Linked DNA regions of Homo sapiens: all the other regions are linked to region 1. A link is a contact called in ENCODE Hi-C or POLR2A ChIA-PET data. All regions are on one chromosome and are shown on one strand. The core of a region is the stretch at or near the end of the contact, and the rest is flanking DNA. Distances in the headings are between cores, read along the strand shown. Region 1 overlaps PALM2AKAP2 (PALM2 and AKAP2 fusion). Region 2 overlaps AKNA (AT-hook transcription factor). Region 3 has its middle 8.6 kb from the start of TEX48.

Region 1 (4,118 bases), core at 1,528-4,027:
TTGTTGACCTGGCATTTAGACCTTCCAAAATCTGATTTCCACCTGTGTTTCTAGGCATGTGACCCACTGCACACTACACAGCCCCCACAGGGACCATTTCTCCTACCCTGAGCAAGCCATTCCTCCAAGACACACTTCTTTGCAACTCCTGCCCGTTGAAAGATTACTCATTCTACCAAGCCAGGCTTAAATGCTGCCTACTCTCTGAAGCTGTCTCTGATATTCCACCAGAGTTCGTCTCTCATCTGCACATCTACTAATTCTCTGTTCTCAACTCCTGTTCAGAAGACCTTGTAATCAAGTTCATTGTTTGCACATCTGTCCCTTTACTAAGGTGGAACTCCTTAAGGACAAGGGACCATATCTTCAGCAGCTCTGAATAGCATTGGTGCTTCATGCAGGGCCTTGCCTATAAATACAACTTCAACAGGTGGGAGTTGTTGGTGGGTTCCCACCTGCAAGCATAAGTCAGCAGGCTTCACAGTGAGTGGCCTAACATAGGTGTGGATCAGAAGGAAATGAAAGCTTCATTCTAGCTTCCCCAATACTACTTGTCTCTTACCATTCCGTTGTCTTGAGTATTCTTTGGGGAACCTGCTGATATAGGAGGAACAGTGGCTTCAATCTGAAGGACTGTGCCAGCTTAGGGTGAGTATGACTCAGTCTGGAAGCAGAAGCAGAAGGGAATATGGTTTTGTGGATGAACGTGGGAGACAGCATGGCATGAGGTTAGTGCTCTGAGGTCTGGTGCATCTGGCTTCCTGTCTAGGCTCTGCTGCTGACTGGCTGGATGACCTTTAGCGTATTCTTCATGCTTTGATGCCTGTTTCCCCATCAGTATACTATAGACAATGTTGGGACCTCCCCTAACCCCTGCCACTAGGGGCATAATGAAGAGGAAGCCAAGGGGTGTGCATATGACCCCACCACCAGTCTGCAGGGAATGCCACAAAGATGCTAGCCTTTGCAAATTCTGGTGCAGTGTTACGAGGAGACAAAGTTCACAAACATTACCTTGCCCCTGGGTACCACGTGACTTTTGTCTCCCTATATCTCCTGCACAATTGCAAGGATTAAACATGCTAATATGTATAACGGACTTAGCACCCTGCTCTCCAATAATGGCTTAATAATGCTCTGGTTTCTCTTCAGATCATATAAATCTTTCACCTTTTACCAATAATGGCTTAATACACCTTTTACCAATAATGGCTTAATACACATAAGCAAAAAGACTCAGTTAATATAGGCTATAAGTTGGAATCAATAATCCATGAAAGAAACCCTGGATAGGGTTTTTAGGACACAGGCACTGCTATACCCTAATAGAATGGATCAACTTTCATTCAGTTAAAAAAAAATCTACTTCTTTTTTATGCCACAAAGTGCCACCTTAAATTTATCTTAGTGATTGAATGTCATACCCAAAAGAATCAAAAGCACTGGAGCAGTTGATCTGGTAGAAACTTCAGCATGTGTTTGTTCATTCCACAAAGGTTTACTAAACCCTTGCTTTGTGACAGGCACTGTATACCAGTTGGCCTTCTCTCTACATTATGCTGTTGCAACAGGCAACCCCAGTAATGGTTTCTTTCTTGCTACTGGAGCTCTGTTCTAGGTGTCTTCATTCCTGGACCCAGGCTGCAGGATCAGCCCCTATATGGAACATGCCATTCTTATGACAGAGAGAAAGGGGTACTAGGAGAACCATATAGTGGCTCTTAAAGTCATGCTTGGATGTGGCACGTGTAGCTTATATTCCATTGGCCAAGGCAAGTCACATGGCCAAGCCTGGCACCAATGGGGTAGGGGAGTATCCTCCTCCCATAGAGCAGCACTGCAGATCTCTTGACAATGAGTGAGGATATATAATCCTCCCACAGGGAAGGCAGAAAGGATTTGGGGGCAATAATACTGTCTGCCACATGCTGTCATGAATGCTATCTAGTTTTAGTCTCTTGATAACTCTGTGAGGTAGGTATTATTATCCTCATTTTACAGAGTGGAAAATTGAGGTTTGGTGTGGCTAACCAACTTGCCCAAGATGTAGCCAGTAATAAGCACAGCTGCCTGAATCGAAGCCAGTACCAATGGTATATAGCCAGCCTTGGGCTTCTTGAGGACTCATTTTCATATAGATGTTGTCATTCAGTAAACATTGATAAAGCATCTACTATGTGCCTGGCGCTGTGCTGGGCATTGGAAACACAGTGATGTGCAAGACAGACACTCTTCCTACTCTCATGGAGTTTAGAGTCCAAAGGAAGAGAGAGGCAGACAGGACACATGTAAAGTATGACTGGTATGTGCTTCTATGAGGGAGATGCAGACTAAAGCAAGAGTCCATGGAGAGAGCATGCAACCAGACTCAGAGCATAAGAAATGGACATGTCTCTGATGACTGCACAGAATGTAAGAGCTGGAGGACTGGGTCACATGGCTGTTGTCAAGGCCCTGCCTGGCAGGGTGAGTGCCAAGGGCAGTTTCTGATTCAGAATTCTAAAGGGCACTCACAAGAGTTCAATGCCGATGGGCATATGCCCAGCCTGTTGCTAACGGGACTGGACAAACCAGTGGCTGTGTGGCAGGAACCTACCATGTGCTTCCGACTAGTGAGTCTGACCCAAAGCCCTTTTCAGGCTTCTTCTGGGAGTGTTGCCTCTGCCTTACCTACACTCAGAGCCATGCATGCTGAAAAAAAAAACCCAAAGACCCAGAGATGTCAACAACAACCTGAGAGAGAAAGAGAAACCCAGATTTGATCTGATTTTGAATCGGCAGAGTGACACATGTTGCTTAGACTGCCAACGCACGCCACTCTCACTTCCCTGAATGGTTTCCATTTTAGTGGCATTGTAATAAAAAGAAGAAGGAAAAAAATCCCCTGCAATGGTTTACAAAGTGTACCGCAATAGTAAGAAATACCATTTTCTCATCACTGCTGCTGCAGCACCAGAGTATGGGGCCCAGCACTAGGCCTGTCTTTGCAAGCAGGACTAATTACATAGTAAGTGATTGCCCCTCAAACAGAGATGGCATGTGTGCTGGGAAATAGGTCACTTCTTAATGAGGTGAAGCTCCAGCAAGAAGCAAGCACAGATGCAGACTATTCCTCTTGGGATGCAAAAGGCATCTGAAAGGTGAGCACATATGTCCCATAGGGGAGCCTCTGGCCAAATGTCACATCTCCAGGGAAATGTCTTTGAAACAGATGACTCTACTTTCAGCTTGGTTATGGACACACACAACCTTGAAAGTTTCAGAAAATATCACAAAGCCAAATATATATGTATCTGCACGTGCACACACACACACACACACACACGTTTGTGTATATTAGGATTCTTAAGAAAAGCAGAACCAATAAGATGTATGTAGACATATGGAAAAATATTATGAGGGATTGGCTCACTCAATTATGGCGGTTGAGAAGCCCCACGATCTACTATCTACAAGCTGGAGGCCCAGGAAAGCCAATGATGTAATTCCAGTCCAACCCAGAAGGCCAGAAACCAGGGGAGTCAGTGGCACAAGTCCCAATCCAGGTCCAATGGTCCAAGAACCAGGGGCACCAGAAGACGGACATCCCAGGTTAAGCGGAGAGAGAAAGTTCACCCTTCCTCCACTTTTGTGTTCTATTCTGGCCTTCAACAAATTGGATGATTGCCCACCCACACTGGTGAAGGCCATCTTTTTACTCAGTCTACCAATTCAATGCTAATCTCTTTTGGAAACACCTTCACAGACATACCAAGAAATAATGTTTTACCATCTATCTAGCCATTCCTTGGCTCAGTCAAATTGATACATAAAATTAACCATCACAGTAGGTATATGTATCTTCTTACCCTTGATTGTATTTGAAAACTACACATGGACACTACTGGGCTTTGAGTGTCGACTTGCTTTAAAAATAGTCTTGGAGCTTGGAAAGGAGCCCTTCTTGGAGAGACAAGCAAACTGACTCAGCCCGAGGGTTATGGGCAGAGAACCTGCAAAAATTGTGGTTCACAGCCACCATCATACATTCCTTGCTAACTCTGACACAAATGGTAAAATGATGAAGAGCTACACATTGCTGGGGAACCACGGGGCCTGTGCATTCAGGGTCAGCCGGT
Region 2 (4,036 bases), core at 523-3,022, 4.4 Mb after region 1:
AACTGGGTGGCTGGAAGACAGGAATGAGAAGTAGATTTTTCTACTACATGTCCTTTGCATCCTTTGAAATCTGAACAATGTGAATTCGTTGCCTACCCAAAAATAAATATTCAAATTTAAGACTTCAAAAAGTCAAGGTACAGTAGCTTATGCAGCCATTTCTATAAATGCAAGTGTGTGCATTGAACATTTTTGCATGGGTTGGAGGAAAGATTTAGTTTTTGCTCAATATGCCCTCTGTACTGTGCAAAGGTCCTTATCATGGGCATCTATTACCTGCTCAAAAAAGTTTAATTACAAAAAAAGGCAAGGGATGATGTAAGGTTCGGTTTTAAGAAAGCTCTAGATCAGTGTGAAATATAGAAATGTATATTATATAATCATATTACATAATTTTATAATATATAAAATAGAACTATAATGTGAGCTACACCATCTATAATTTTCTCATAGCCACATTGAGAATGTAAAAAGAAACAGGTAAAATTAATTTTTATATTTTATTTAGCCCCAAATATCATTTCAACATGTAATCAATACTAAAAAAATAGGGAGACACTTTATATTTCTAAGTCTCTGAAATCTGGCATGTGTTTCATACCCACAGCACGTCTCAATTCAGAGCAGCCCATGTCAAGTACTCAACAGTCACATGTGGCCAGCAGCTTCTGAATTGGACCGTGCAGCACTAGACATGAGGGGTCAGCTAAGGCCCCAGCTCCTGCTCAGTGTGATGATTTGACATTGCTTTATTTTGTGGACAACATATAGGACGAAGAAGAAATGTGTCTCCGGCTACGGAACCAAGAATGGTGGTGGCAAAAGGAAACGAAGCCTGTAATCCCAGCACTTTGGGAGGCCGAGGCAGGCATATCACCTGAGGTCAGGAGCTCAAGACCAGCCTGGCCAACATGGTGAAACCCCATCTCTACTAAAAATACAAAAATTAGCCAGGCATGGTGGCGCGTGCCTGTAATCTCAGCTTCTAGGGAGGCTTGAGGCAGGAGAATTGCTTGAACCCGGGAAGCGGAGGTTGCAGTGAGCCAAGACTGCACCACTGCACTCCAGCCTGGGCAACAGAGTGAGACTCTGTCTCAAAAAAAAAAAAAAAGAAGAAAAGAAATGAAGTACTTGTATGTGCTACTCCAACAAGGATTAACTTTGAAAACATCATGGTAAGTGACAGATGTCAGACACAGGACAAATATTGCGTGAATCTATTGCTATGAGACATCCACAATAGGCAAGCCTATAAAGACAGGAAGCAGAAGAGCAGCCGACGGAGGCTGGGGAAAGAGGGGATGGGGAGTGACTGCCTAATACAGATGAGGTTTCTTAGTGCGTGATGAAAATGTTCTAAAACTGACTGTGGTGATAGTGGCAGAACTGCAAATATACTAAAAACCGCTGAAGCAAGCAAACACTTTAAATGAGTCAACCGCATGGTATGTGAATTATATTTCAGTAAAGCAAGGGAAAGAAGGAGAGATGGGAGGGGAGGGAAGAGGAGAGGAGGGGAGGGGAGGAGAGAAGAGAAGAGGAGAGGGGAAGGGAGAGGAGAGGAGAGGAGGGAAGGGAAGGGAAGAATAAAATGGTGGTGCTTCTGAAAGAATTTGTTTTATGGGCATGGTAGTGCATGTAACTATTGCATTTCTCTTTTGGCATTGGCAACTAGGAAGCTCAAAGCTAAATGTGTGACTCTAATGTGCTTAGGGTCCAACAGAACATTTTATTTACTCACTCCACGTATTTTATTTTTTTCTACCCTTACTTCCTCTCTGCCCCAGTTTTCTCACTTCTGTTTTCAGAATGTGGCTAAAACGTATGTATTTTCATAAGGTGCTTTAAACCACTTCTGGAATAAAGCCAATGTACAGTTATAAACAGACCTGCAAACAATTCACGGTTACTTGGACTGTTTCATGAAGATACGAAGACCCTTGAGAAGTAACTAGGAATTGATTTATTTAATAAAATGAACTAAGAAAGTGAGGCAACTTATCCTGAAGAGGAAAAGGTAGAGTGGAGATTCTGTTACCCTTCCAGAATCCTGAAAGAGCTCAGAGTTTCCCGGGAGCCAGCCTAGAGACACTTCCAAGCACAAGTGGAGGGATTTGGATGAGATGCATTGCCAAAAAGGGGGGTGAGACCTAGCACTGGTGACAAGGAGGAGGCTGGAGCTGTGTGGCCTCTAAAACCAGGGAGGGGCTCATGTTTTGGGGATGGCTGAGTTAACTCGGTGCAGAGGCAGGGGAATGACAAGTGAGACTCCCAGAGTGCCTCTCACCCAAGCAGGCAGAGGTTCTGTGTTCTCCAGGTGAGTTAAGTCTCTCGGGGGCAAAGCTGGGAGTCCACTCACCTTGGCCAGGAACTGGCTGGCCTGAGAAGCCAGTGCCTGGGTCTGCTCTGCTGAGGACTGGTCCTCAGAGATGTCCCGGTTCTCCGGAAGCCACCCCAGGGTGGGCATGCTGGTAAGCGAGGAGGGGCTCAAGTCTCCTCGAGCTGATGGCCACCCTGGAATACACAACTGCTGAAAGCTGGGGCCAAGAACAGTCCTTCCAGGAGCTGAAGGACTGAGGCTGAACGTCAAAGCCACCACCTCCATCATCAAGTTATAGCTCAGTCACCATGTGCGATCTTCACATCAGCCCCAGGAAGTGGGCTGGGTAGAACATTGTCCCCCATTTACAAGGGAGAACAAGGTCCAGATCTGCCCCAGGCCACATGGTTGGCTGGAGCAGAGCTACGCTAGGCCTCTGGGTTCCCAGTCAACAGCGTGGGCTCTCACACAGGGAGACGTGAGTTCCAATCCAGACACTTCCCCTCCATAGCTGTATGAACTTCAGCGTGTCCTCACCTCTCCAATTGGTCCCCTTGGCTGTCATGGGTGTGACAACAGTGCACACCTCAGCGGGTTATTGTGGGGATTAAGTGAGGTCACATGTGTCAAGGCTTAGCACAGGGCCTGGCTGAGATATGGGCTCCCCAGGGACAATGCTCTATGTTTTCAACTCACCCAGGGTCACCAAGATGCCAAGTGGCAGGGCCAGGGCTGCCCCCAGGCTGCTGTGGATCAAAGCAGGACACTTTCCACATCTCTGACCCTTTTGAGTCAAAGTGCCCAGGGTGGGGCCTTGCCTCCCTCCTTCCCCTGGCCTGAGGCCAGCGCCATCCCCAGGGTGAACCAAGTCAGTCCCACAGAGCAGAATCCCAGGCAGAAGGAGCCTCCAGCTGCAGCTCTTCTCCCGGACTCACCTGAGGCCGCAGAGGCCTGGGGGTCCTCGGCCGGGCCCGGCCACCACTCTGCAGAGCGGGGCTGTGGGATGGTGAAGGACAAGACCTTGGTCCCCTGGGGCACCATTCCCGTGTGGATGCTGTGGTTGGGCTGGGGTGGGTCAGAGAACAGGTTCACCTGTGGAAGCAGGGAGGCACAGCACAGCCAAGTCAGGGTAGGGGCAAACCCACCTGAAACGCCTCATCTTCATTCAGGAGCTCAACACACATGCCCTGTAGTAATAAATACCATCTTTCAGTGCAGCCCTTGGCTAGGCCAAACACAGGTGAAGAACTGCATGCCTTTTCATTTACTCTTAATGGCAGTCCTGAAAGGAAGACAGGGTGGGGACCCCAACAGCCCATTATATAGAAGAAAAAACTGAGACACAGAGAGGTTATTAAGTCAGTTACTCAAAATCCCCAGCTGATAAGTCCTTGGATGAGGATCACAACACTGCTCTATCTGACCCCAACACCTATGGTTCTCCTATTAACAGTAATTTTTTATTAATAATGTGTGTTATAATTATATCATAATTAATATACCATATAACATATAATTATTTCTTAACAAATATAAGCATTTCTAATAATTATTATACTGATAATAATAGCAACTAATAGCTATTCGAATGAATGAGTGAACCAGCAAGTAAACAAACTAATCTGCCATTGGTAGCGGATCTCTATCATTTGAGGATGGATTTAACATGGCAGCCAGCCCAGTTGGTGAGGGAGCAGTCTGGAGTCAGGCAGGTGA
Region 3 (3,539 bases), core at 902-3,401, 4.7 Mb after region 1:
AGGATAATGATCTCCAGCTCCATCCATATTCCTGCGAAGGACACGATCACATTCTTTTTTATGGTTGCATAGTATTTCATCATGCATATGTATCACATTTTCTTTATCCAGGCTACCACTGATGGACATTTAGGTTGATTCATGTTTTTGCTATTGCAAATAGTGCTTCAATGAACATAGATGTGCATGTGTCTTTATGATAGAATGATTTATGTTCCTTTGGGTATATACCCAGTGATGGGATTGCTGGGTTGAATGGTAGTTCTGTTTTTAGTTCTTTGAGGAATCACCACACTTTTCCATGATGGTTGAACGAATTTATTTCATTCCACCTTTGTTTTTGAACAAGAGCTCTAATCAATCAGAGATCTTGGGACATTTCCTAGGTGAAGACATTAGTGAAATATTTTCCTGCAGTGTGGGGCCCAGTCCCCTGATGAGAAGTGGGGAAATTTAAGGCCAAACATGGACATGACATTCTATAGCACTGGTTCACATCATGAAGGAATGACTCCCTTTTTAGTCCTTTCAATTACCTAAATTTAGCTGGATGCTACCCCCTCAGTAATGCCTCCAAACAGTTGCTGACCTCCCTCACAATAAAAAGAGAACAGCAGGCAGGCTCTGAGTCTTTGGCAGGTGATGGCATCAGGCTAGAAGTTAAGCTCATTGTTTTGTTTTTGTTATGTTTATTTTTGTGTTGATCTTTTCTATTTATGGTAGTGGTATGTACCTTTGTTTTAATGTAAAAGAATAATATGGTTTAAAGAAAAATATTAAGGAAATAAGAGTAGAGGTAATAGAGTCACAGTGATATGTGAATAAATGGGGTTTAGAAAACCTCTTTTGAGATACATCCTTGTGTTAGGGTTCTCCAAAAAACGGAACCACTAGGATCCTGCTTTCCTCTCTCTTTCTCTCTCTCTCCGTGTCTCTCTTGGTGTCTCTCTCTCGGTGTCTCTCTCTCGGTGTCTCTCTCTCTCTCGGTGTCTCTCTCTCTCTGTCTCTCTCTTTCAGTGTCTCTGTCTGTCTGTGTCTCTGTCTCTCTGTCTGTCTGTCTCTCTGTCTCTGTCTCTCTGTTTCTCTGTCTCTCTGTCTCTCTCTGTTTCTCTTTCTCTCTGTCTGTCTCTCTCTGTCTCTCTCCGTCTCTCTCTGTCTCTCTCCGTCTCTCTCCCTCCCTCTCCCTCCCCCTCCCTCCCCTCCCTCCCTCTTTCAGTCTCTCTCTCTCGACCTCTCTCTCTTTCTGTCTCCATCTATATGTATGTCTTATCATCTACAAGCTGGAAAGCCAATGGTGTACAATCCCGCGTTGAGTCCGAAGGCCTGAGGACTGTAAGTGCTGAGGGCAGGTGAAGGTGGATGTCCAAGTTAAGGCAGTCAGGCAGGGAGAAGTTGACTCCTCCCTTCCTCTGCCTTTTTGTTCTGTTCAGGCCTCCAACAGATTGGATGCTGCCCACCCCCATTGAGGAGGGCAAACCAGTTTACTTAGTCCACTGATTCAAAGGCTGATCTGTTCCAGACATACCCAGAAATAATGTTTAACCAGATAGCTGAACATTTCATGATCCTGTCAAGTTGACTTATACAATTAACTATCACAGCCATTGTATCCATGACCTATATACTAAAAGTTATGGGATGGTTTTTTGTTTCCCTCCTAAGAAGCTGTGGGAGGGCATCATTGTGGATGTAAACTCGTCACTTGTCCATGGTTTCTGAGCTGGAAATTTGGTTTATTCTTTCAAACTACTTCAGATTCTTGATTTCCAAGAATCCTAGCACCTAAGCTCTCTTCAAAGCCCCAAGGTGATTGTCACAAACAAAACCCTTCTGTGGCTCATACATAATTGATACTTATAAACCTTTTGGAAAAAAAATCATCCTCTGTAATGTAATTTCCCATTCTAAAAATAGGCTTGACTTTTGGATTTCTGCTTAATAAAAATATATTTTTCGATTACACTGGAGACAGAGAAAAAAATTTCCAGTATCAGTTTGAGGCTTGTGAGAAAATGGAGAGAAGACAAGTTTCACTGCTCTTGTTGAAGGCTTTGTATTAAAATTTTGCCACAGTGGCTGAGTTCTGAGTGTGGTGGGGCTGGGGAGGAAGGAAGAGTGAACACTGTCACCAGTCATTTAAGATGTCATTTATTACTCAGATCTGACCCCAAATGCGAAGGCTGCAGCAGGGAGATGAAGCTGGCATCGCTGTACACGTTTGTGGTTAAGGAGCGCATCTCTGAAATTCTATGGTTTCTCTGAGTAATCACTGAATCATCTCTTTATTACAGTGAAACTTCACAGTGCCATTATTTGCTGTGGAGCGAAGCTAGAGAGCATCACTCTGAGGCTTCTTGGGCAGCATTGGAAAGGGCTTAGGTTCCGAAGAGGTGGTGCCCGTCCCTTTCTAAGGCTCTCTCCCCCAATAGATGGCCCAAGGAACAGTGTTACAGTGCAGGTCATCTCTCAGGAGCACTTGGTGGGCATTCCTCTTGGTGCTGTGTTTTGTGCTTCCCTTTTGGAAGAGAAGGAGGAAGGAGCCGCCGCAGTGTAGGGCAGCATGTGATTCAGAGTCAATATGGCTTCCCTTTCCTTCCACACATGCTTTCTTGTCACCAAGTCATCTGGAATGTCCATGGCCAAACATACTACCCACCCCTAGTTGGATTCAGACTTCTGCCTTTCCCATGCAGGGCAAATCACTTTCCTTCTCTGAGTCTCATTTGCTCATCTTTAAAATGACACCCACAATTCCCACCTTGCTCAGGGCAAAAAGAGCTGGCATGTATGAAGTTACATTTTGAACTGCATGGTGTGCTGTATCTTGGAAAGACTTCTGTGCCTTCCCCGATGACACACTGTGCTGTCTTTCGGTAGCCACCCACCTCTCTATGCTTTTGTGCTCATGAAGCTCAAAAGCTTCTTCATGATGATTCTATACTGAGCCTTATAACTGATTTCAAGACAGTGTGCTAATTTTCAGAGATATGGAAGAAATTTTTTTTTTCTTTTGTTTGTTTTGAGACAGGGTATTGCTCAGTTGCCTAGGCTGAAGTGCAGTGGCACTATTATGGCTCACTGCAGTCTCTTCTTCCCTGGCTCAAGTGGTCCTCCCACCTCAGCCTCCTGGGTAGCTGGAACTAAAGGCATGCACCAGCACACTGGGCTAATTTTTTCTATTTTTTGTAGAGGTGGAGTCTCACTATGGTGCCTAGGCTGGTCTCTAACTCTGGGACTCAAGCAATTCTCCCACCTCAGCCTCCCAAAGTGCTGGGATTATAGGCTTGAGCTGCTGCGCTTGGCCAGAGGAGATTATTTCTTAAGATTGTTCTGATGAAACCCTAAAAAGTGAAATCAACATTCTCAGAAACCAATAAAATAAGACAAATCTTCTGGCTTTGGCAGGGATGTGGGAAACTTACAGGAAAAATTATGGGTTTGCCAATGAAAATCATCTAGACACTGTGGGTTAAGGAATCTGTGGGACCACCTTGCCCAAATATATGCAGGAATCATTTTATTGATTGATTGATTGATTG

Evidence for each region. Hi-C counts contacts between places; a loop is a spot of excess contacts on that map. ChIA-PET counts read pairs that join two places held with the same protein, here RNA polymerase II (POLR2A). Pooled maps may share reads with other maps.
Region 2: a map with no recorded cell type shows a loop between it and region 1 (8-fold over the local background). The contact joins two enhancer-like sites. A Hi-C loop is called at or near these places in 1 of 37 single-sample maps with no recorded cell type and 1 of 50 pooled maps. POLR2A ChIA-PET finds 5 or more read pairs at or near these places in 1 of 52 experiments (B cell).
Region 3: a loop to region 1 is called in a pooled map, with 3 times the contacts of the local background. The contact joins two enhancer-like sites. A Hi-C loop is called at or near these places in 2 of 37 single-sample maps with no recorded cell type and 5 of 50 pooled maps.

What each region holds. Positions count from the first base shown.
Region 1 is chr9:109,971,759-109,975,876 of GRCh38, forward strand. The region is part of intron 6 of PALM2AKAP2 (PALM2 and AKAP2 fusion); the gene reads left to right. Among named protein-coding and RNA genes, the nearest start is that of PALM2AKAP2, 190 kb to the left of the region's middle. RefSeq lists enhancers at 514-723, 2,625-3,004. Within about 2 kb of position 2,778, at least 9 of the 41 ENCODE cell types and tissues checked have a DNase peak (open chromatin) inside an H3K27ac peak, as active enhancers do; they include B cell, where a contact is called at or near this core.
Region 2 is chr9:114,365,184-114,369,219 of GRCh38, forward strand. It overlaps AKNA (AT-hook transcription factor), which reads right to left. Exons shown (of 22, transcript NM_001317950.2): 5 at 3,256-3,412; 6 at 2,360-2,514. Among named protein-coding and RNA genes, the nearest start is that of AKNA, 21 kb to the right of the region's middle. RefSeq lists enhancers at 1,672-1,731, 1,752-1,841, 1,949-2,897, 2,369-2,668, 3,891-4,036. Within about 2 kb of position 1,773, at least 12 of the 41 ENCODE cell types and tissues checked have a DNase peak (open chromatin) inside an H3K27ac peak, as active enhancers do; they include B cell, where a contact is called at or near this core.
Region 3 is chr9:114,689,005-114,692,543 of GRCh38, forward strand. No RefSeq gene overlaps it. Among named protein-coding and RNA genes, the nearest start is that of TEX48, 8.6 kb to the left of the region's middle. RefSeq lists an enhancer at 1,568-2,767 and a silencer at 2,241-2,290. Within about 2 kb of position 2,152, at least 5 of the 41 ENCODE cell types and tissues checked have a DNase peak (open chromatin) inside an H3K27ac peak, as active enhancers do.